Regions from separate parts of the Homo sapiens genome. Here region 1 is linked to region 2. A link is an interaction called in ENCODE POLR2A ChIA-PET data of the cell type or tissue named here. Cell type or tissue: GM12878. All regions are shown on one strand. Links, peaks and the distances in the headings refer to the core of each region. The heading gives the core; the rest is flanking DNA. Region 1 overlaps URM1 (ubiquitin related modifier 1). Region 2 overlaps SPTAN1 (spectrin alpha, non-erythrocytic 1).

What was found. ChIA-PET counts read pairs that join two places held together with the same protein. Peaks named below come from ENCODE experiments on the same cell type or tissue, not always from the same donor. Only the 100,000 strongest peaks of a DNase experiment are listed, where the experiment ranks them.
Region 1: POLR2A ChIA-PET joins it to region 2 with 5 read pairs; 6 of 35 experiments call an interaction of 5 or more read pairs at or near these places.

The regions. Positions count from the first base shown.
Region 1 is chr9:128,374,300-128,385,641 of GRCh38, forward strand. It overlaps URM1 (ubiquitin related modifier 1), which reads left to right. Exons shown (of 5, transcript NM_030914.4): 2 at 3,737-3,807. Among named protein-coding and RNA genes, the nearest start is that of URM1, 8.6 kb to the left of the region's middle. RefSeq lists an enhancer at 8,835-9,479. In GM12878, for the core only: no CTCF peak of the experiment used is centred there; no DNase peak of the experiment used is centred there.
Region 2 is chr9:128,584,316-128,595,303 of GRCh38, forward strand. SPTAN1 (spectrin alpha, non-erythrocytic 1) reads left to right here. Exons shown (of 57, transcript NM_001130438.3): 17 at 1-210; 18 at 406-528; 19 at 1,433-1,650; 20 at 3,291-3,383; 21 at 4,494-4,628; 22 at 7,162-7,310; 23 at 8,668-8,727; 24 at 9,860-10,058. Among named protein-coding and RNA genes, the nearest start is that of SPTAN1, 37 kb to the left of the region's middle. In GM12878, for the core only: no CTCF peak of the experiment used is centred there; a DNase peak (open chromatin) is centred at 3,276.

The DNA of each region.
Region 1 (11,342 bases), core at 457-8,456, 210 kb before region 2:
AAGGGAAAAACAGCCTCGGCCTCTGAGCCTGGCACCACCAGGTTTGGCCAGTCTTGGTTGTTTGCCTAAGTCCCAGTGCCTTCAGTTCCCATCCCTCTTCTCTGACCCCCAACTCCTGAGCCCCTTGCCTGTCACCCTCCCCCACCCCAGCTGCTGCATGTGCCAACCCCCCACCCAGGAGAAAACGAGGCTCTTGGAAGGGAATAAATGGAGGCTCTGTGCAGGCTTGCAGCTGAAATGGCCCTGTGCGCGGCCACAGATGGGCCTCCTCTCCCCCTCCACATTTCTGCATCAACAAAGCGTGACCTTGTTTGGATGACAGTCGCCCCATGTTTTCCCCATGACAATGCTTGCCTTGCCTTTGCCTCCCAGCGGGCTGTCTCAGGACATCTCTGTTCCCTGAAATTGGGAAAGGGTGGTGGGGTGGAAGACATCTCATTCTTCAAAAGTCTGGTGAGGCCTTTTCAGTTAAGATCCACAAGAAGTCTGAGATGGGAATTGGGAGACCCAGAGGGAGAAGCAGCATGGGGCGCTGAAAGAGCCCTGGCGCTCATCTCAGAAGCCTCAGCTTCTGGACTTGGCTCCAATCATCTCTGCAGTCCCCGCCTTCCCTTGGCCAGGTGCTGGGACACAGAAATGAACCAAACTCTGCCCTCAAGAGGCTTTCTGACCTTTGGGAAGTCCTGTTTTTTTCTGACCAGTCTGCTGGTGCTAAGCAGGAATCAGTTAGACTGAAATTATAGTTCAGCCCCTGCCTCTCTAACCTTGGACAAGTTGGTTGCTTAACCTCTCTAGGCTTGAGTCTGCTTTTCTATCAAAGTGAGCAAATAATATCTACCTCCTTCCTTCTTCCCTGGGACTCCCTGAGGATGAAATGAGATGAGGAACATCTTATAAATGGTGAGGCGATGTGAACAGTTGTTCTTAGTTGATGCCAGGCCTCATGGACTCTCTCAGCCTCCAGCACTGTGATGTACCCACCAGGTCAGCAGCAGGTGGCATGGGCAGGAGCATTCAAACCATCATCTGGCCAGAGGAAACCCCTAGATGCACAGGGTCTCCAGAGTGCCTCACAGTGGCTCCCCAACATTTTTCCAGATGGAAAGACTGAAGCTTAAGATTGAGTCAAGGCCAGGCATGGTGGCCCACACCTATAATCCCAGCACTTTGGGAGGCTGAGGCAGAAGGATTGCTTGAGCCCAGGAGTTCAAGACCAGCCTGGGCAATAGAGTGAGACCTCACTATGTTATAAAATATTTTTAAATTATTATTAGTTTTGAGATAGGGTCTCACTGTGTCGCCCAGGCTGCAGTACAGTGGCATGACCTTGGCTAACTGCAGCCTCAACCTCCCAGGTTCAGGTGATCCTCCCACCTCAGCCTCCCAAGTAGCTGGGACTACAGGCGCACACCACCATGCCCACCTAATTTTTGTAGTTTTTGTAGACACAAGGTGTTGCCATGTTGCCCAGGCTGCTCTTGAACTCCTGGACTTAAGCAATCCTCCCTCGCCTCTCAGCCTCCCAAAGTGCTAGAGTTACAGGTGTGAGCCACTGTGTCTGGCCCCCAAAGTATTTTAATAACAAAGAAAAAAGAAGATTGAGTCACACATCTAAGGTCTCAACATAGGGAGAGGTGGAGCCTGGGCTTCACATCGGGGCCGGCAGCTCCAAAGGCTGTGTTCTGCACCTGTGTGGTAAGCTGCCTCTCTAGAAGGCAGAGGAGTAAAAACAAGAGTCGGCAAATTTGGGTACTTGATTTTTTTTTTTTCTTTTTAAATAATTAGAGACAGAGCCAGGCATGATGACTCACAACTCTAATCCCAGCACTTTGGGAGGATTGCTTGAGCCCAGGAGGTCAAGACCAGCCTGGACGACATAGGGAGACCCTGTCTCTACAAAAAATAAAAATAAAATTAGGCAGGTGTGGTGACACGTGCCTGTGGTCCCAGCTACCTGGGGGCTGATGTGGGAGGTTTGCTTGAACCCAGGAGGTTAAGGTTGTATCAAGCTGAGATCACGCTACTGCACTCCAGCCTGGGTGACAGAGTGAGACCTTGTCTCAAAAAATAAATAAATAGGCCAGGCACGGTGGCTCACGCCTGTAATCCCAACACTTCGGGAGGCTGAGGCAGGTGGATCACGAGGTCAGGAGTTCAAGACCAGCCTGGCCACAATGGTGAAACCCTGTCTCTATTAAAAAAAAATACAAAAATTAGCCAGGTGTGGTAGCACGTGCCTGTAATCTCAGCTACTCTGGAAGCTGAGGCAGAGGATTGCCTAAACCCAGGAGGCGAAGGTTGCAGTGAGCCAAGATCGCACTACTGCACTCCAGCCTGGGCGACAGAGCGAGACTCTGTCTCAATAAATAAATTTTTTTAAAAAGTAAAATAAAATAATAAAAATAGGCCAGGCACAGTGACTCATGCTTCTGATTTCAGCACTTTGGGAGGCCAAGGCAGGGAGATTACTTGAGCTCAAGAGTTCGAGACCAGTCTGAGCAACATGGCGAAATCCCATCTCTACAAAAAGTACAAAATTAGCTGAGTGTGATGCCATGCACCTGTAGTCCCAGCTGCTTGGGGGTCTGATGTGGGAGGATTGCTTAAGCCTAGGAGGTCAAGCCTGCAGTGAGCTGTGATTGTGCCACTGAACTCCATGCTGGGTGACAAAGCAAGACCTTGTCTCAAAAATAAATAGATAATAATTTCCCGGGTGCCTAATGATAATAATAATTACATAGAGACAGGGTCTTGCTATGTCACCAAGGCTCTATTTCACTGAGGCTCATCTCAAACTCCTGGCCTCAAGCAGTCATCTCGCCTTGGCCTCCCACAGTGCTAGGATTCCAGGTGTGAGCCACCACACCTAGCCGGTACTTGATTATTAGTAAAAATTATATCCTACCTTGCCACATTAGAAGTCATATTTAGGAATTGGTCACTGGGTCTGGGCAGAGTGGCTTGTGCCTGTAATCCCAGTGCTTTGGGAGGCTGAAGTGGGAGGATTGCTTTAGGCCAGGAGTTTGAGATCAGCCTGGGTAACATAACAAGACTCCATCTCTACAAAAAATTTAAAGATTAACCTGATATGGGCCAGGCGCGGTGGCTCATGACTGTAATTCCAGCACTTTGAGAGGCCAAGGTGGGCGGATCACCTGAGGTCAAGAGTTTGAGACTAGCCTGGCCAACATGGTGAAACCCTCTGTCTAAAAATACAAAACTTAGCCAGATGTGGTGGCTCATGTCTGTAGTCCCAGCTACTCGGGAGGCTGAGGCACGAGAATCACTTGAACCTGGGAGGCGGAGGTTGCTGTGAGCTGAGATCACACCACTGCACTGCAGCCTGGGCAACAGAGTGAGACTAAACAGAGTAAAATAAAATTAAATATAAACATAAATATTAATATAAAAAGTAGCCTGATATGGTGGCATGCACCTGTAGTCCTAGCTACTTGGGAGGTTGAACAGGAAGGTCTCTTGAACCCAGGAGTTCAAGGTTACAGCGAGCTATGATTGCACTGCTGCATTCCAGCATAGGCGACAGAGTAAGAACCTGTCTCTAAGAAAGAAAGGGGGAGAAAAAGAATTAGTCACTGCACCCAAGGTGTTTCTGCACCTTAGTCTCTGCTTCTCTCGGCCTTCATTACCAGCCCTATCCTCAGTTTTCTGTTTCCGCTACCTCTTCCTATTTGCAGGAGCTCACCTGGCTGTCTTTTTCTCTGGTCCTCCTTTGCAGAGGTGGTGCGGAGCTCCTGTTTGACGGTATTAAGAAACATCGAGTCACTTTGCCTGGACAGGAGGAACCCTGTGAGTATTGGCTTTCTGAACCCCTCTCTTGGGGCCATTGAACAGGAGTTGGTCCATGGGGAACACTCAGCCCCGTTCAGGCCTGTGTTCTGCATCCGTGTGCTAAGCTGCCTCTCTAGCAGGCAGAGGAATAAAAACAAGAGTCTACACGGCTGGGCCGGGTGGCTCATGCCTGTAATCCCAGCACTTTGGGAGGCCAAGGTGGGTGGATCACAAGGTCAGGAGTTCGAGACCAGCCTGGCCAACATGGTGAAATCCTGTCTCTATTAAAAATACAAAAATTAGCTGGGCATGGTGGCGCGTGCATGTAATCCCAGCTACTCAGGAGGCTGAGGCAGGAGAATTGCTTGAACCGGAACCTGGGAGGCGGAGGTTGCAGTGAGCCGAGATCATGCCACTGTACTCTAGCCTGGGCGACAAAGCAAGACTCCATCTCAAAAAAAAAAAAAAAAAAAAAAAAAAAAAACTTGTTAATCTTTCTTGAACAAATATACACTGAGCACCTTCTGTGTAGCAGACCATGTGCTGATCACTGTGGAGACAGACATGAACAAAAGCCAGTCCCAGGCCAGGTGTGGAGGCTCACACCTGTGATCCCAGCACTTTGGGGGGCCGAGGCGGACGGATCACTTGAGACCAGGAGTTCTAGACCAACATGGCGAAATCCCATCTCTACTAGAAATACAAAAAATTAGTCACGCATAGCGGTGCGCGCTTGTAATCCCAGCTACTCAGGAGGCTGGGGCAGGAGAATTGCTTAAACCTGGGAGGCAGAGGTTTCAGTGAGCCGAGATCGTGCCACTGCACTCCAGCCTGGGTGGCAGAGCAAGATTCTGTCACCAAAAAAAAAAAAAAAAAAAAGAATGAACTTGCAGATCTTTGGCTGGGTAACTGTCAGGATAGCCTAGGGGCTGGGGACCGGATATGGCAGGTGTTCACTGTAACCTTAGCAGTGGGTTCTAGCAAGGGCTCAGGGATGGGATTCCAGTCTCCACCTATGACTGAGATACTTCTGGGGAGAAGAGGGCATCAGTTATATTAAGAGACAGGAAATGAGGTTCCTGGAGGTGGGCGGTAGAAAATGGTCAAGTCAGGCCGGACGTGGTGGCTCACACCTTTAATCCCAGCACTTTGGGAGGCTGAGGCGGGCAGATCACGAGGTCAGGAGTTCCTGACCATCCTGATCAACATGATGAAACCCCGTCTCTACTAACAGTACAAAAATTAGCTGGCGCAGTGGCAGGCATCTGTAATCCCAGCTACTTGGGAGGCTGAAGCAGGAGAATTGCTTGAACCTGAGAGGCAGAGGTTGCAGTGAACCAAGATCGCACCATTGCACTCCAGCCTGGGCAACAAGAGCAAGACTCCGTCTCAAAAAAAGAAAAAGAAATAAGAAAATAGGCCAGGTGTTGGCTGGGCACGGTGGCTCACGCCTGTAATCCCAGCACTTTGGGAGGCCAAGGCGGGTGGATCACGAGGTCAGGAGTTCAACACTAGCCTGGCCAAGATGGTGAAACCCCGTCTCTACTAAAAATACAAAAAAATTAGCTGGGCGTGGTGGCATGCGCCTGTAATCCCGGCTACTCTGGAGGCTGAGGCACGAGAATTGCTTAAACCTAAAGGGGCGGAGGTTGCAGTGAGCCGAATCATGCCACTGCACTCCAGCCTGGGCAACAGAGCGAGACTCCATCTCAAAAAAAAATAAAATAAAATAAAATAAAATAAACCAGGCACAGTGGCTCATGCCTGTAATCCTAACACTTTGGGAGTCTGAGGTAGGAGGATTACCTGAGCCCAGGAGTTTGAGACCAGCCTGGGTAACATGGCAAAACCTGGTCTTTACAAAAAAATAAAAAATTAGCCAGGCATAGTGGCATGCACCTGTGTTCCTAGCTGTTTTAGAAGCTGATGCTGAAGGATTGCTTGAGCCCAGGAGATCGAGACTACAGTGAGCTATGATCACACACTGTTCTTCAGCCTGGGTGCCAGAGTGAGACCCTGTCTCAAAAGAAAAAAAAAATACATAAGCAGAATATGTATGGGGAGAAAAAAAGAAAATGGTCAAGTGAGATTTGGCAGGATTCTTCTGGAACTGGACACACATCTGCCAGGAATCAATTATTATTGCTCAGATTCACTGGCTGCCGCACCTCTCTGTCCCTCCCTCAGGTTGGAGAGCAGTGGCACAGGGTGGGGTCTGTCTGCCACACGTGGAGGCTGGGGGGGGGACACTTACTGAGGAGCAGGTCACTGCCCACATTGAGCTGGGAGGGGATATGTGGCTGGGGTTTCATGTCAGGATTGTGTGTCCCTGGTCGAGGAAGACATGGGGTGCTAAAGGTGACTGTTTCTTAGTTTGACAGATGGCCATGCAGCCTTGGGAGGGCACATGGTGCTCTCAGAAGAAGCTTCTCAAAGATTCAGTCTCAAAGACCTTGCCTGGAAGTTTATTAAAATATCACAAGTTATTATTTATTTCCTGTGGAGTTTGTCTGACATGAAAACCCACAAATTTTCTTTTTTTTTTCTTTTCTTTTTTTTTTTTTTGAGATGGAGTCTCGCTCTGTCTCCCAGGCTGAAGTGCCGTGGTGCAGTCTCAGCGCGCTGCAACCCCCACCTCCTGGGTTCAAGCAATTCTCCCACCTCAGCCTCCCAAGTAGCTGGGATTACAGGCAGGCACCACAACACCTGGCTAATTTGTGTATGTTTTTTTTTGTTTGTTTTGTTGTTGTTTTTGAGACGTAGTCTCGCTCTGTTGCCCAGGCTGGAATGCAGTGGCGCGATCTTGGCTGACTGCAAGCTCCGCCTCCCGGGTTCACGCCATTCTCCTGCCTCAGCCTCCCAAGTAGCTGGGACTACAGGTGCCTGCCACCACGCCCGGCTAATTTTTTGTATTTTTAGAAGAGACGGGGTTTCACCATGTTAGCCAGGATGGTCTCGATCTCCTGACCTGGTGATCCGCCCGCCTCGGCCTCCCAAAGTGCTGGGATTACAGGTGTGAGCCACCGCGCCCAGCCCCAAAGTACTTTATTCTTTCATGTAGTTGGCAAATCTATTTTGAATGCCCTCTTTGTGCCATCACTGTACTAAGTTACTGGATATTCATTAGTGAGCAAAATAGATGTGGTCCTTGCCCTAGTAGAGTTAGCAGTGTAATGGGAGTGGAGCCAGGGAATAAACAAGTAAACAAATGAATGTATAACTGCGTCATTACAACTTTTAGTAACTGGCATGAGGAGAACCAAAGGGTACTTGAATAGGACTAATAGGTGGTCAGCAGAGGTCTCTTTAAGGAGGTAACATACCAAGGCCAGGTGCAGTGGCTCACTCCTGTAATCCCAGCACTTTGGGAGGCCAAGGTAGGCGGATCACCTGAGGTCTGGAGTTAGAGACCAGCCAGGCCAACATGGTGAAACCCTGTCTCTACTAAAAATACAAAAATAGCTGGGCATGGTGGTGGGCACCTGTAATCCCAGGTTGAGGCAGGAGAATCGCTTGAACCCTGGAGGTGGAGGTTGTATAGTGAGCCGAGATCGTGCCACTGCACTCCAGCCTGGGCGCAGAGCAAGACTCCGTCTCAAAAACAAAAAACAAAACAAATAAAAGGTAGAAACCAAAATTTAGAGAAGTCAGGGGTCTCACCCCAAGTCATAGAGTTATTTAAATAGCAGGGTTGGGATTCAGAACTAGCTTTCAGGCCACTGAATTTCAGAGTCCTGGCGCTTTGCCACTAACCCATCACCGTCTATCCCAAGAGGCTCCCTGAATTACTCTAACATCTTACATTTTCCAGTTTTTACGCTTTCCTTCATTTATTTATTCATGAGTTCAACAACTACTTATTTCAACTTTCAGATGACCCCAAGAGATAAGAGACCCCTAAAAGAGAAAGAGAAGGAGGGAGGGACCTGAGGCCTGCCCAGAGTTACCCAAGTAGGGAGGCTGGGCTGGGACTCAGATTTTTTTATCCTTCATCTTCCAGCCACTGTTCAGGGAACAGGCAGGGGCCTATCCCCACTCTGGGAAGAAAGGAGGGGAGTGGGAGGGAAGGCACAATGGCCCACTTAGTCTTTGGCTCCTTTGCTGTGAGTCCCTACACCTGGTTCCTGTTGTGCCCAGAGGCATGGGTCACACAGCAGACCCATGGTAACCTAGGTTGGTGACCTAGGTCACCAACAGAGCTGGTTAGCAGCTGCCAGGCCTCACCCTGGCACATGTGAGCCCAGCTGGGGGTCAGGGGCCTGGTGCTGCTAGGAGAGTCTTACCCTTCCCCCAAGTCCATGCCCAGATATGTCATCTGGCAGACTTCCCAGCCTAGGGGCTGCCACTTGGCCAAGCGAGTCTTGGAGGTTCCAGCAGAAATAATAGCAGCCGTAAGATTTCAGAATGTGACAAGCCTCACAAATGAGGGAACTCGTGGCTCCTAGGCCAGGGGAGAGCTTCCAACCCAGCCAATTTGGGAGAAATGATGAGCAAGGCCTGAGGGAGTGAGACTGCGAGAGAGGAAGCCTGGCACGCGCAGTTGCACATCACTTATTCCTGCCAGACTCTTTCTTCCCTATCTGTAAGATGGGAGGTTGGGCTCGCTCTGTATGTTATTGAGCTGGTTGTCTCTTTGACATCTATAAGAAAAGTTTCTTCAAGATCCAAGTATATACAATTCGGTGAAGCAGAGTGTGCTGACCCAGTAAGAAGTTGTGTGAGAGAAGGGATGTCTTAACAGCCATCTCGCTGAAACGGCCATGCAGGCACCCACCAGCTTAGGGTATTGCGGCTGCTGGGAGTTGGCCTCTGTGATTCAAGCATCCCTTTGACCCAAGGCCCCCTGCCCAGGCCCCAAGTGTAGACATGGCCGCCTCACCTTTCCCTGCCTGTCTTCCCCTGTCCTGCCTTTGTGCCCCCTCTGCCTGCTCCACTTGTGTTAAAGGGTGGCTGGTGAGGGAGGGCAGGAGCTGCAGGAGCTCCTGGGCGCTTTAAACTGCTTAGCATGCATTTCACAGCCTCTCTGGGGCCAGCTGTTCCTTTCTCTGCTCTCAGGGCCTGTTTGCTGATCCCCTCTCCACCTCCCTCCTCCCCACACCCCTCCCAGTCCCTGTGCAAAATTGCTTTTGAAAAGATCCACTTTCTGCTTAATTAAACAATGAGGAGGTCCCCTCGCACATCTGTAAACCTCCTTCTGAGGCCAGTTTAGCCCACAAACTGCTCCATTCTTACCCCCATTCACTTGTAAATGGCCCCTCTGATGTTCCCTCCACCCCCTCTCCTCTGTTACTCCCCCCTTGCCAGCTCTTTCTTTTCCCTTTTCAACTGAGGCCTGGGGTGGGCTCTCCGAAGAGCCGTCTTGGAGCCTGGTGGACTTGGTGGGGACAGAGGCAGTTTAACCTGTGGAAGAGAAGACTTAGGGGATCCTTTCTTCCAAATCTGAAGGGCCATCCTGGGGAAGAGGGGGTGCATTTGTTGGCATGGTCCCCGTGGACCATTCAGGCCCAGTGGGTGGGAATGACAGGAAGACAGATTTCTGCTTGGGAGAAAAGAGCTCTTAACAATCAGAGCCGCTCCACAGAGGAGCTGACCTCCTGTCCCTGGAGGTGTTCAAAGAGAGGCTGGATGAGGGTCTGTTACGCCTGCGAGTCAATATCAGATACGACTTTGAGGTTGTTCCGTTTCAGTCCCACGAGGCTGAGGCTGACACCCTTTGGGGCCCTCCCACAGTGGGCAGTCAGTGTCCCCCAGAATAGGACAAGTCCACCGGGGCGAGGGATTCTGGTGGAGCTTGCGTCGGTGCTCTCCACAGTGGGTATCCTCCCTTTGGCAGCAGCCTTTAGAAGGTACTGGAGCCCAGAGGATGAGGAATCTGAAGTCACTGTGGGCTTACAGCTCAGAGCAGCCATCTGTTGAGCGTGTCCTGTGTGTGTGACACTGCCAGGCCTGCCTTGGGCATTGTGCCTTACGTAATCCTCAGCAGCTCTTGGTGTTTGGATTATTATCCCTGCTTGTCAGAGGATGACACTGAGACAGCAAGATGAAGTGACTTCCTAGCTAAGGCCATCGAGCACACAGCCGAGGTCCTCTGGCTGTAGACTCAGAACTCAACCACTCCAGCATAGAGCAGCAGCTCTCATTGCCTGCTCTGCCCCCGATGGGCAGGCCAGGTGCCAAGGTATCCTGCACTGGAAACCTTGTATTAAGTGCCCATCTCCTTCCTCTGGTGCTGTGTGCCCGGGGGCAGCCTGGCCGCCAGCACCTACAGACTCAGAGTGTCATTCCTACCACCTGGGTTGTACTGGGAGCATTGGCCAACCCCAACATCTTGTGGGTTCAAACATCTAACACAGAAGGAAGGTCAGTATCTAGGACCCCTCACTACTCTCGCAGTCCCCTCATTCCCTTTCCAGCTTCTGATGGGAAGATACGGGATGCCACAGAAAACCCCAGCCGGTCCCAGCACTATCTGATTAATGGTTGGCTCTACCTTGCCCTCTAAAGCTGAGGTGCCAGGCCACTGGGCAGAGCGTGCAGAAACCCAGAGAGCGCGAGGGGTATAGGTTCTTCCTCTGGATCCTGGAGTAATTACAGCATTGATATGCAGGGCACAGTGCTGAGAGCTTTGTATATATCGTCTTATTTGATCCCCCACAATGACCCTATGAGACAATGTTAACATCCCCATTTTACAAAAAAAGGAAGCCGAGGCTTCCTATTACCTAAGGTAATAGAACTAGTAAGTGATGGAGTCCAGCTCAAAACCAGGCCTGTCTGACTCCAGGGTCCATACTCTTAGTCTCTTTCTTCCTCCCTCCTTCCCTCCCTACCTCCCCAGTTGTCCACTCAAGTAATGGTAATGGTAGTGCCATACATTTGAGCTGGATCGTGATTCAAGTGTTGAGTCAGAGACACATGGAAGCACAGGCCTGGGCAGTGGGGCCTGGTTCCCAGGAAGCACATACCTGGGAGATACCGCTGAGGTTCACTGGGAGGGAGAGGCCCCTACGGGAGCAGGCCCGTTCTCAAGGCCTGGCCCCATCTCCTGCTGAGCTTCTTACCTTCTCTGTTCTGCTGCCTTGAACCTGCCCATTCCATCCTGCCCCAGCCTTCCCATGTGTTATCCTTCTGTCCAGAATGCTCCCCACCCCACTCATCCTTCAGACCCGAGCTTCACTGTTTAACACCCTCAGTCAGGCCTCTCCTGATCCCAGATGAAGGAGATAGCATTTGTCACAACTAATTAAGTATGGTATGTCTCCCCTGCTGACCTCTAGCTCCCTGAGGGTAGGTAGCTCTGTTTCCCTCTTGCCCACTACCATCTCCCTAGCATCTTGCACATAGTAGCTGCTCAATAAATATTTTTCTCCTGCATGATCACACGGGATCCCAGGAGGGAGACCGCCCCTAGTAGGAGAGGGAAGACAAGAGGACACAGAGTGGGAAGGTGAAAGTGAGAGTCTCCAGCCCCTATCTATCACAGAGCCATCCATCCCCAAGCCACCAGCCCCTGACTCTGCTTAACCCTTCCTCCTCCCCTGGGCGCCTTTGGA
Region 2 (10,988 bases), core at 1-8,000:
AGTTCCAAGATGCTGGCCATTTTGATGCAGAAAACATCAAGAAGAAACAGGAAGCCCTCGTGGCTCGCTATGAGGCACTCAAGGAGCCCATGGTTGCCCGGAAGCAGAAGCTGGCCGATTCTCTGCGGTTGCAGCAGCTCTTCCGGGATGTTGAGGATGAGGAGACGTGGATTCGAGAGAAAGAGCCCATTGCCGCATCTACCAACAGAGGTCAGTCTGCTTCCCTCAGGTAGGAATCAACTTGGGAAAGGCTGTGCTATTGTAGCATAAAGGGGATGCATGTCAGGATGGGCAGGGTCGAATTTAAATTATTGAACTGGAACCATGGTGGTAGCTAAGAATGACAAATCAGTGCTGACTTTTCTCTTCATGGTTGGATAACTGGGGACTGGTGTCTGCTTTCAGGTAAGGATTTAATTGGGGTCCAGAATCTGCTAAAGAAACATCAAGCCTTACAAGCAGAAATTGCTGGACATGAACCACGCATCAAAGCAGTTACACAGAAGGGGAATGCCATGGTGGAGGAAGGTGAGTGATTGGTATCAGTGACATGGCTTGGTGCTGCTCCTCGTGTCTCCCCTTCTTGCCGAGGGCATGGCCACGTGGGCATCACAAACCAGGCTCTGGGGCTGAATACCATCCCCATTCTTTCCTAACTGTATGACCTGACCAGACCTTACCCTTTCTGAGCCTGAATTTCTTTTTTTTTTTTTTTTTGAGACGGGGTCTCACTCTGTCACCCAGGGTGGAGTGCAGTGGCGCGGTCTCAGCTCAGTGGAACCTCTGCTTCCCTAGTTCAAGCAGTTCTCCTGTCTCAGCCTCCCAAGTAGCTGGGACTACAGGGACACACCACCATACCCAGCTAATTTTTGTATTTTTATTTTTGTATTTTTAATAGAGACAGGGTTTCACCATATTGGTCAGGCTGGTCTTGAACTCCTGACCTCAGGTGATCCACCTACCTCGGCCTCCCAAAGTGCTGGGATTACAGCCATGAGCCACCGCGCCTGGCTCCGAGCCTGAATTTCTTATCTGTGAAACGGGGATGACAGCACCTCTCCTGACACTGTAGTGGGGAGTAAGTGAAACCAAGTAGGAAAAGAGCTGATAGAGTGCCTGCACGTGCCAGTCTCAGTAACTGAGCGCTACAGTGGTACTGTTACTAGTCTTTATGATACTATCACTAATGCCAACTTGCGATATCTGCTTCTTAGAGTCTAGATAGAGGTCATGGTTTGAGGAGGCAAAAAATGAAACAGTCCATTAGAGGGTTAGAACCTGAGCCTCTCAAAAAAAATGGAATTATGAAAGGGCACAGCTCACCAAAACATAGTAATGAAAGTGCCGTGAACACACAGAGAAAACTTATTTTTGTCCTTCTGTGATGTGTCAACGTAGTTTTTGTTATCCTCTTTCCCTACCCATCTTCCAGGCCATTTTGCTGCAGAGGATGTGAAGGCCAAGCTTCACGAGCTGAACCAAAAGTGGGAGGCACTGAAAGCCAAAGCTTCCCAGCGTCGGCAGGACCTGGAGGACTCTCTGCAGGCCCAGCAGTACTTTGCTGATGCTAACGAGGCTGAATCCTGGATGCGGGAGAAGGAACCCATTGTGGGCAGCACTGACTATGGCAAGGACGAAGACTCTGCTGAGGTAACCAGGCGTGGGAAGCGTCTCACCTGCCAGGGAAGTGGAACAGGGCTTGTACTGAGAAGGAAGTTAGGAGAAGTAGTGATGCGCGGGAGGTGTGCATTACAGTGATTGTTTTTTAAAATGTTTTGGAATCCATTTTTCACTTGGTTTTTTTTTTTTTTTTTTTTTTTTTGGAGACAGAGTCTCACTCTTGCCCAGGCTGGACTGCAATGTTACAATTGTGGCTCACTGCAGCCTCAAACTCCTGGGCTCAAGCGATCCTCCTGCCTCAGCCTCCCAAGTAGTTGGAACTATAGGCAGGTACCACTACCTGCCTAGCTACGCTTTTTAATTTTAATTTTATTTTTAGTAGAGACAGGGTCTCGCTATGTTGTCCCATCTGGTTTCAAACTCCTGGCCTCAAACAATCCTCCTGCCAAAGCCTCCCAAAATGCTAGGATGATAGGAATGAACCACCCCTTCTGGCCCATTTTTCACTTTTTATTATGAAAATGTAATCATACCTAAAGGAGAGAGAAGATGACTTCTCACTCACCTTCAACCGTTAACATTTGTCACTCTTGTTTCATCTATGTGAAACCATATGTGTGCTTACATACATACTAACATACCAACATGCACACATACATATATACATACCTACAAACATACCAGCATACACATGTACATACCAGTGCGCACATATACCCACATACCAACATGCACACATACATACATAGATGTACTTGGTTTTTTACTGGTTATCTGTTTTTTGACTAAAATTCTCAAATTTTATTCATAAAGGTCTAGGTATAGTTCCTGTACCTAGCTCTTACCACTCTTCACAAAAACTAGAATGAGTTGAATTTTTCCTTTTCTTTTTTTTTTTCTGAGACAGAGTCTCACTCTGTCATCCAGGTTGGAGTGCAGTGGCATGATCTCGGATAACTGCAACCTCCACCTCCTGGGTTCAAGCGATTCTTCTGCCTTGGCCTCCTAAGTAGCTGGGATTACAGGCGCCCGCCACCACGCCCAGCTAACTTTTTTTGTATTTTTAGGAGAGATGGGGTTTCACCACATTGGCCAGTTTGGTCTTGAACTCCTGACCTCAAGTGATCTGCCTGCCTCAGCCTCGCAAAGTCCTGGGATTACAGGCGTGAGGCACCGCGCTCGTTCTGTCGCTAGGGCTGGAGTACAGTGATGCAATCACGACTCCCTACAGCTTTGACCTCCTGTGCTCAGCAGTCTTCCTGCCTCAGTCCCCTGAGTAGCTTGGACTACAGGCACGCACCATCACATCTGGCTAATTTTTGTATTTTCTGTAGAGATGAGGTTTCAGTATGTTGCCCAGGCTGGTCTTGAACTCCTGGGCTCAAGCTGTCTGCCTGCCTCAGCCTCCCAAAGTGCTGGGATTACAGGCATAAGCCTCTGTGCCTAGACCAGGATGAGTAAGCTATAATCATAATATATATGATTGTCCCAAAAGATGAGAATCCTGAAAAACTTTGAAAATGATATTAGCACTGTAAGAAGGGCAGGAGGTGATTACGTCATTGTGCAACTGAGAAAGGCTGTTGAGGCAGGATGGCAGGTTGGCGAGGCAGTGGAGGATGGGAGGCTTCAGCCCCTGCACAGTGCTCCATGTGTGGTTTTGGTTTCAGGCTCTACTGAAGAAACACGAAGCTTTGATGTCAGATCTCAGTGCCTACGGCAGCAGCATCCAGGCTTTGCGAGAACAAGCACAGTCCTGCCGGGTAAACTTGTAACAGTTTATGGGTTACTGGAGGGAGGCCTTGAAGGACTCAGATACTGTCAGCAGGTGTTCCTATCATAGGCCCCATTTGACTCTGCTATTAACTCTTGTGACACAAAGATTTACAGAGTTTAAAATAAGATTTATTTATTTATTTATTTATTTAGAGACAGAGTCTCACTCCGTCGCCTAGGCTGGAGTGCAGTGGCACAACCTCGGCTCACTGCAACCTCCGCCTCCTGGGTTCAAGCGATTTTCCTGACTCAGCCTCCTGAGTAGGTGGGATTACAGGTGTTCACCACCATGCCCAGCTAAATTTTTTTTTTTTTTTTGAGATGGAGTCTTGCTAGAGTGCAGTGGCACTATCTTGGCTCACTGCAACCTCTGCCTCCCAGGTTGAAGCAATTACCCTGCCTCAGCCTCCTGAGTAGCTGGGATTACTGGCGCCCGCCACCACGCCCAGCTAATTTTTGTATTTTTAGTAGAGATGGGGTTTCACTATGTTGGCCGGGCTGGTCTTGAATTCCTGACCTCATGATCTGCCCGCCTTGGCCTCCCAAAGTGCTGGGATTATAGGTATGAGCACTGTGCCCGGCCCTACTTTAAAATGAGATTTTTTTTTTTTTTTTTTGAGATGGAGTTTCACTCTTGTTGCCCAGGTTGAAGTGCATTGGCCTGATCTTGGCTCACCGCAACCTCCGCCTCCCAGGTTCAAGTGATTCTCCTGACTCATCCTCCCGAGTAGCTGGGATTACAGGCACGCACCACCACGCCTGTCTAGTTTTGTATTTTTAGTAGAGATGGGGTTTCTCCATGTTGGTCAGGCTGGTCTCGAACCCCCGACCTCAGGTGATCTGCCTGCCTCAGCCTCCCAAAGTGCTGAGATTACACGTATGAGCCACCGTGCCCAGACAAAATGAGATTTTTTTTTTAAAGATACCAAAAATTTAAAGTTCTTGGATCAGATTTTATTGGTAGCTTCAGTGAAGAATTCTCATGAGTGTATATTTGGTACATTTGGTACAGCTGGTGGCATTTGAATCTGCTCTGTACTTAGATGACTCAGCGCGGACGTGTTTTTACCATGTTTGCCCTTCCTTTGGATTTTTAGCAACAAGTGGCCCCCACGGATGATGAGACTGGGAAGGAGCTGGTCTTGGCTCTCTACGACTATCAGGAGAAGAGTCCCCGAGAGGTCACCATGAAGAAGGGAGATATCCTTACCTTACTCAACAGCACCAACAAGGCAAGGCACAGAGAGTGGCTGTGTGTTTGTTCCACGCTGGCACCTCCACGTATGCTCAGTTGGGTTTCTGTGGGTTGCATGTCTCCCTGAAATGAGAAGGCTTAGAATTCAAAGACATGAGTTTCCTCACCAATCCCCCACGTGACATACATTTATGCAGTACTGTGTATGACCAAGAAGTTAATCTGTCTTCTTGAATACCTGCAAGAAGCATAGATAATCACACTCAGAAGGATAGCTTATTTTCACCATTGAGTGTCTCTAGGTGGAATTTTTGTCCTGTCAAGCCAAAGTTTGCTTTCTGTATAACTTGGACCTGTTGGTTCTTTTTTTTTCTTTTTCTTTTCTTTTTTTTTTTTTTTTGAGACAGAGTCTCGCTCTGTCACCCAGGCTAGAGTGCAGTGGCACGATTTCAGCTCACTGCAAGCTCCGCCTCCTGCGTTCACCCCATTCTCCTGCCTCAGCCTCCCGAGTAGCTGGGACTACAGGCGCCCACCACTGCACCTGGCTAATTTTTTGTATTTTTAGTAGAGATGGGGTTTCACCGTGGTCTCTATCTCCTGACCTCGTGATCCACCCACCTCAGCCTCCCAAAGTGCTGGGATTACAGGCATGAGCCGCCGTGCCCGGCCTTTTTTTTTTTTTTTTTTGAGACAATGTCTTGCTCTGTCGTCCAGGTTGCAGTGCAGTGGCATGATCTCAGCTCACTACAAGCTCCACCTCCCAGGTTCACGCCATTCTCCTGCCTCAGCCTCCCGAGCAGCTGGGACTACAGGTGCCTGCCACCACGCCCGGCTAATTTTTTGTATTTTTAGTAGAGACGGGGTTTCACCGTGTTAGCCAGGATGGTCTCGATCTCCTGACCTCGTGATCCACCCGCCTCAGCCTCCCAAAGTGCTGAGATTACAGGCATGAGCCACCGCGCCTGGCCGACCTGTTGGTTCTTACTCCAGACTACAAGCTACATCTCAGCCCAGCAGATCATTGAAGACAGCTGTGACCTCACCCCACAGGCTTTGTCTTCTTTAGGCTAAATAATGACAATAATAAATCCATCCTGGTCCACCAGCCTTTCTTCCCTAACACACTCTGAATTGACAGTGGTGTTGAAGCATGCACAGATTGACTGATCCTGAAAGAGGCCTGCCTTCTGTTTTAGTTAAGGCTGGAGAAATGTCCTTGGCCATTTTTAAGAGCAAGTTTATTCCCATTCCCACACCTTATTTATCCTTGTCATGATAATTTGAGGAAACCTGTGATTCTTATCTTTCTATTGAGTCTAATTTAAACCTAAACCAACTTGTGGTCTAACTTTGGTTTATTCAAGAGCAGCATTGCCCAGTAGAACTTTCTGTGATGGTGGAAATGTAAGTGTCTGTGCTGCTTCTGCAGTAACTACTAGCTACGTGTGATAGTAAGCCCTTAAAATATGGCTAGTACAACTGGGTGTTTTATTTAATTAAATTATAACTCGATGAAGCCGGGCATGGTGGCTCACGCCTGTAGTCCCAGCACTTTGGGAGGCCGAGACAGGAGGATCGCTTGAGCCCAGGAGTTCGAGACCAACCTGGGGCACATAGCGAGACCTCATCTCTATTTATATTAAAAAAGAAAAAAAAAAAAAAGGGCCAGGCGTGGTGGTTCACGCCTATAATATCAGCGCTTTGGGAGGCTGAGGTGGGTGGATCATGTGGTCAGGAGATTGAGACCATCCTGGCCAACATGGTGAAACCCCGTCTCTACTAAAATACAAAAAAATTAGCTGTGCGTGGTGGCGTGCACCTGTAGTCCCAGCTACTTGGGAGGCTGAGGCAGGGGAATCACTTAAACCCAGGAGGCAGAGGTTGCAATGAGCCAAGATCGTGCCACTGCACTCCAGCCTGGCAACAGAGCAAGACTCTGTCTCCAATAAAAAAGAGTTCTAACTCAATGAAAGTTAAGTGGGCACATGTGACTGGTGGCTACAGTGTTAGCACAGCTCTGGAGCATCTAAGCAGAGAGAAGGCCAGCCTTGGTGGCAGGCGGCATTGCTCTTCTGCCTGTGACCCTCTGCAGGTATGGCAGGTGAGGAAGGGACTGAATTATCAGACCTTATAGAAAGTGATTTTAATATCATTTTGGACCTTTTTTTTTTATGAGACAGAGTCTCGCTCTGACGCCCAGGCTGGAGTGCAGTGGCGCAATCTCAGCTCACTGCAAGCTCTGCCTCCTGGGTTCATGCCATTCTCCTGCATCAGCCTCCCGAGTAGCTGGGGCTACAGGTGCCCACCACCATGTCCAGCTAATTTTTTTTGTATCTTTTTTAGTAGAGACGGGGTTTCACTGTGTTGGCCAGGATGGTCTCCATCTCCTGACCTCGTAATCCACCCGCCTCGGTCTCCCAAAGTGCTGGGATTATAGGTGTGAGCCACTGTGGCCGGCCGTTTTGGACCTCTTAAAACAACGCTCTCGTGTGTGTGTATACACGTGACCTCCTTGGATTCTCCCTCTCAGAGAAGGAATTTACTTTCAGTTCTCCCTCTTTTTTCCTTAGGATTGGTGGAAAGTGGAAGTGAACGATCGTCAGGGTTTTGTGCCGGCTGCGTACGTGAAGAAATTGGACCCCGCCCAGTCAGCCTCCCGGGAGAATCTCCTGGAGGAGCAAGGCAGCATAGCACTGCGGCAGGAGCAGATTGACAATCAGTAAGGATGACACTGGGGGCCGCAAGGGCTAGGCGTCCCATAGGCATACTCTGTTCCACATGGGCCGAAGCTTAGGCGTGTCCTGAGGCTCCTGGAGCCCACCTGCACGCCTCCTGCTGTCTCCACCCCACTTTGAGCCCACAGACCTCCCTGTGTGGGTCTCAGACCCCTGACTGATGACTTATATTGCTTTGTTTTTTTTCCACCAGTGTTCATGAGTTTTTCCTAACCAGAATTTTTCTAATCATTGCCATTTGCCTTTTGGTTCGAGATGCTTTTTGAAATTGGATTTTCAGATACTCTACGCCCCTACAGCTCTGTCCACTTTGAAAAGCTGCTTTCAGAGCTTCTCTGTCTGCCATAGCTTTGAGTTCTGAGAATGGAATTTTGTAATGAAATGGCTCTGTCCTCTTTCCTCTAGCTGAGCCCCCATATTGCCCTGTGTCCCTCCTTTAGGGTATTTCTGACTCCACTAGTGGAATCAGCAGTTTTGGACACTTGGGAAATATCCAGGAAATACATTCCCACTAGAGTTTGGGTAGAATAGTGAAATTTTTGGGCTCCAGTGATCCTCAGTAAGATCAGAGTTATTTGTCCACTTTATAGATTCTGTTACTATAGAGATAAGAATGGGAGGTTTTGGTTTGTGTTCTTTTTTTTTTTTTTTGAGACAGATTCTCGCTCTGTCATCCAGACTGGAGTGCAGTGGTGTGATCTTGGCTTACTGCAACCTCTGCCTCCTGGGTTCAAGTGATTCTCCTGCCTCAGCCTCCCAAGTAGCTGGGACTGCTGGCACATGCCACCATGCCCAGCTAATTTTTGTATTTTTAGTAGAGATGGGGTTTCACTGTGTTGGCCAGGCTGGTCTCAAACTCCTGACCTCGTGATCCGCCCGCCTTGGCCTCCCAGAGTGCTGGGATTACAGGCGTGAGCCACCACGCCTGGCCTTGGTTTGTATTCTTACCAGTAGTCTGGGTCATAAATATAAGAGGAAAAAGATCAAATACGTGGCTAAATTGCCTGTTAGCACTCAGTAAAATTTCTTTCTAAGGGTAGTCCAGTCTGTTCCCTGACCTTGCTCTGTGAAGTTACCAGTGTTTTCAGCACAGGAAAATCTGCCTTAAGCATGGCAGACCCGCCAGGAAAATGAAGGTGAACTAACCCTCTAATTTTCCTGCTATTTCTTTACTGTCATGTCACTCATGACTTAGACTGCTCCTTAGACCTGTTGAATAACTCCATAGTTTCCCAACATTAAGCATCCACCATCATGGCACCAGTCGGAGCTGCTGCCTTTCATCCCTGTGGATTAACCCCACTAATTCGTGCATGCTTTTGCTGTGCCCCCTCTGTGCAGGACACGCATAACTAAGGAGGCCGGCAGTGTATCTCTGCGTATGAAGCAGGTGGAAGAACTGTGAGTAGGCTGAGAGTCTTGCAGAGCACCAATGTCCACTGCTACCCTATCCATTCTCCCTCTGCCGCTTCTCTTGAAGGCCTTTGTCCATCCAGAAAGATGAGGTGGTGGGAGGAACTGCCTGTCCGTGCAGCAGCTTTGGCTCACAAGGGAAGAGGTCGCGGTGCAGCTGTGTCGGTCGATGACTGCTTATCTCATTGGTTGCTTCCATGTGCAGCTGTGTGTTCAGAGTGGTGTTGGTTCTCCCTCCTGTTGGTTTTTGTGGTGGACCAGCCACTATCAGCAGCAAACCTGAAGGCCTGTTCTATAGTTTTCCTTAGTAGGAAGGAAATCATATGCTTCTCTTAAAGTGCTCTGATTCTTGGTAACTCATTGCTTTTTTATTTTACTTTGGGACACTTAGATTTGATGATGATTCTAGTTTTTTTTAATTTTTAGTTTTTTATTGTTTGTTGTTTTCGTGTTCAAAGATAATATTTCAGCCTTTTGTATTTTAGTTCCCGAGGGTTAGAATATTCTTTGATTCTTAAGAAATCTTTCAAGTAACAGAATGGCACAGATACTCAGTACTGTGCCTGATTTTCCTTCTGAACTTGCCAAAACTTTCTGAGAGCTGAATGTATCATTTTAGAAATGTCCTACTAATATGGAGATAAAACATCCTATATGAGGATATTTTAAAGCTCAGTGTACCCTCCCCCACCTCACCCCAGCCTGGGGGCTCTTCAGAGAATTATAAAAGACAGAAAAACCCTCTGTATACATTCTGCCCAGCAAGTTCATCTCGTCTCTCCACTGTAGTTGCATGAGCCCTGTGTTACTGTGCTAAGCGCTTGGTTTCAGTCCCTTGTGGTTGTGTTGTTCTAAGTGCAGAATCGGCCTGGGGATAAGTGTGCCTGGCTGTTCTAGCCACCTGGTTGTGAACAGTACAGTGTGCGCATATCTCTCAGGCTGTGGCGTGGGTACTTGGGATCCTCGTCTTCATCTGATAACTCTGTTACTAGGGCATCATCATTACAAACTCGTAGCCTGGAATCCACATCTTGGAGACACCTCGTGGTTTGCCTTTATGTTAGCATCTACAGCTAACTGCCTTCCTTGTCCCTCTTGTCACCCTCTTGAATTCCATCAGATATCATTCTCTGCTGGAACTGGGTGAGAAGCGTAAAGGCATGTTGGAGAAGAGTTGCAAGAAGTTTATGTTGTTCCGTGAAGCGAATGAACTACAGCAATGGATCAATGAGAAGGAAGCCGCTCTGACAAGTGAGGAGGTCGGAGCAGACTTGGAGCAGGTTGAGGTGCTCCAGAAGAAGTTTGATGACTTCCAGAAGGTATGGGCAGTCTTCAGGCTCAGCTGAAAATTTGTTTAAAGATTTGAGTCTCTTGATTTTTTTTTTTTTTTTTTTTTGAGATGGATTCTCACTGTCATCCAAGCTGGAGTGCAGTGGTATGACTTCGGCTCACTGCAACCTCTGCCTCCTGGGTTCAAGTGGTTCTCCTGCCTCAGCATCCTGAGTTGCTGGGATTACAGATGTGCGTCACCACGCCCTGCTAATTTTTGTATTTTTTGGTAGAGACAGGTTTTCACCATGTTGGCCAGACTGGTCTCAAACTCCTGACCTCAGGTGATCCACCCGCCTCAGGCTCCCAAAGTACTGGGATTATAGGCATGAGCTTCTGCGCCTGGCCAGAGTCTCTTGATTTCTGACTGCAAATTACTGGAATGCAAATTACATAGATTATATTCCATCATGTATGTAGCTTTTTTTTTTTTTTTTTTTCAATTTTTTTTTTTTTCCTTTTGAGACAGAGTCTCTCTTTTGTCGCCCAGGCTGGAGTGCAATGGTGCGATCTCGGCTCACTGCAACTCCTCCTCCCAGGTTCAAGCAGTTCTGTCTCAGCCTCCCGAGTAGCTCACCACCACGCCTGGCTAGTTTTTGTATTTTTAGTAGAGATGAGGTTTCACCATATTGGTCAGGCTGGTCTCAAACTGCTGACCTCAGGTGATCCGCCTGCCTCAGCCTCCCAAAGTACTGGGATAACAGGCGTAAGCCACCGTGCCCGGCCTCAGTTTTTTTTTTGTTCAAGACAGAGTCTCACTCTATCACCCAGGCTAGAGTACAGTGGCTCGATCTCAGCTCACTGCAACTTCTGCCTCCCAGGCTCAAGTGATTCTCATGCCTCAGCCACCCGAGTAGCTGGGATTACAGGTACGCACGACCACATCTGGCAAATTTTTGTATTTTTAGTACAACCGGGAT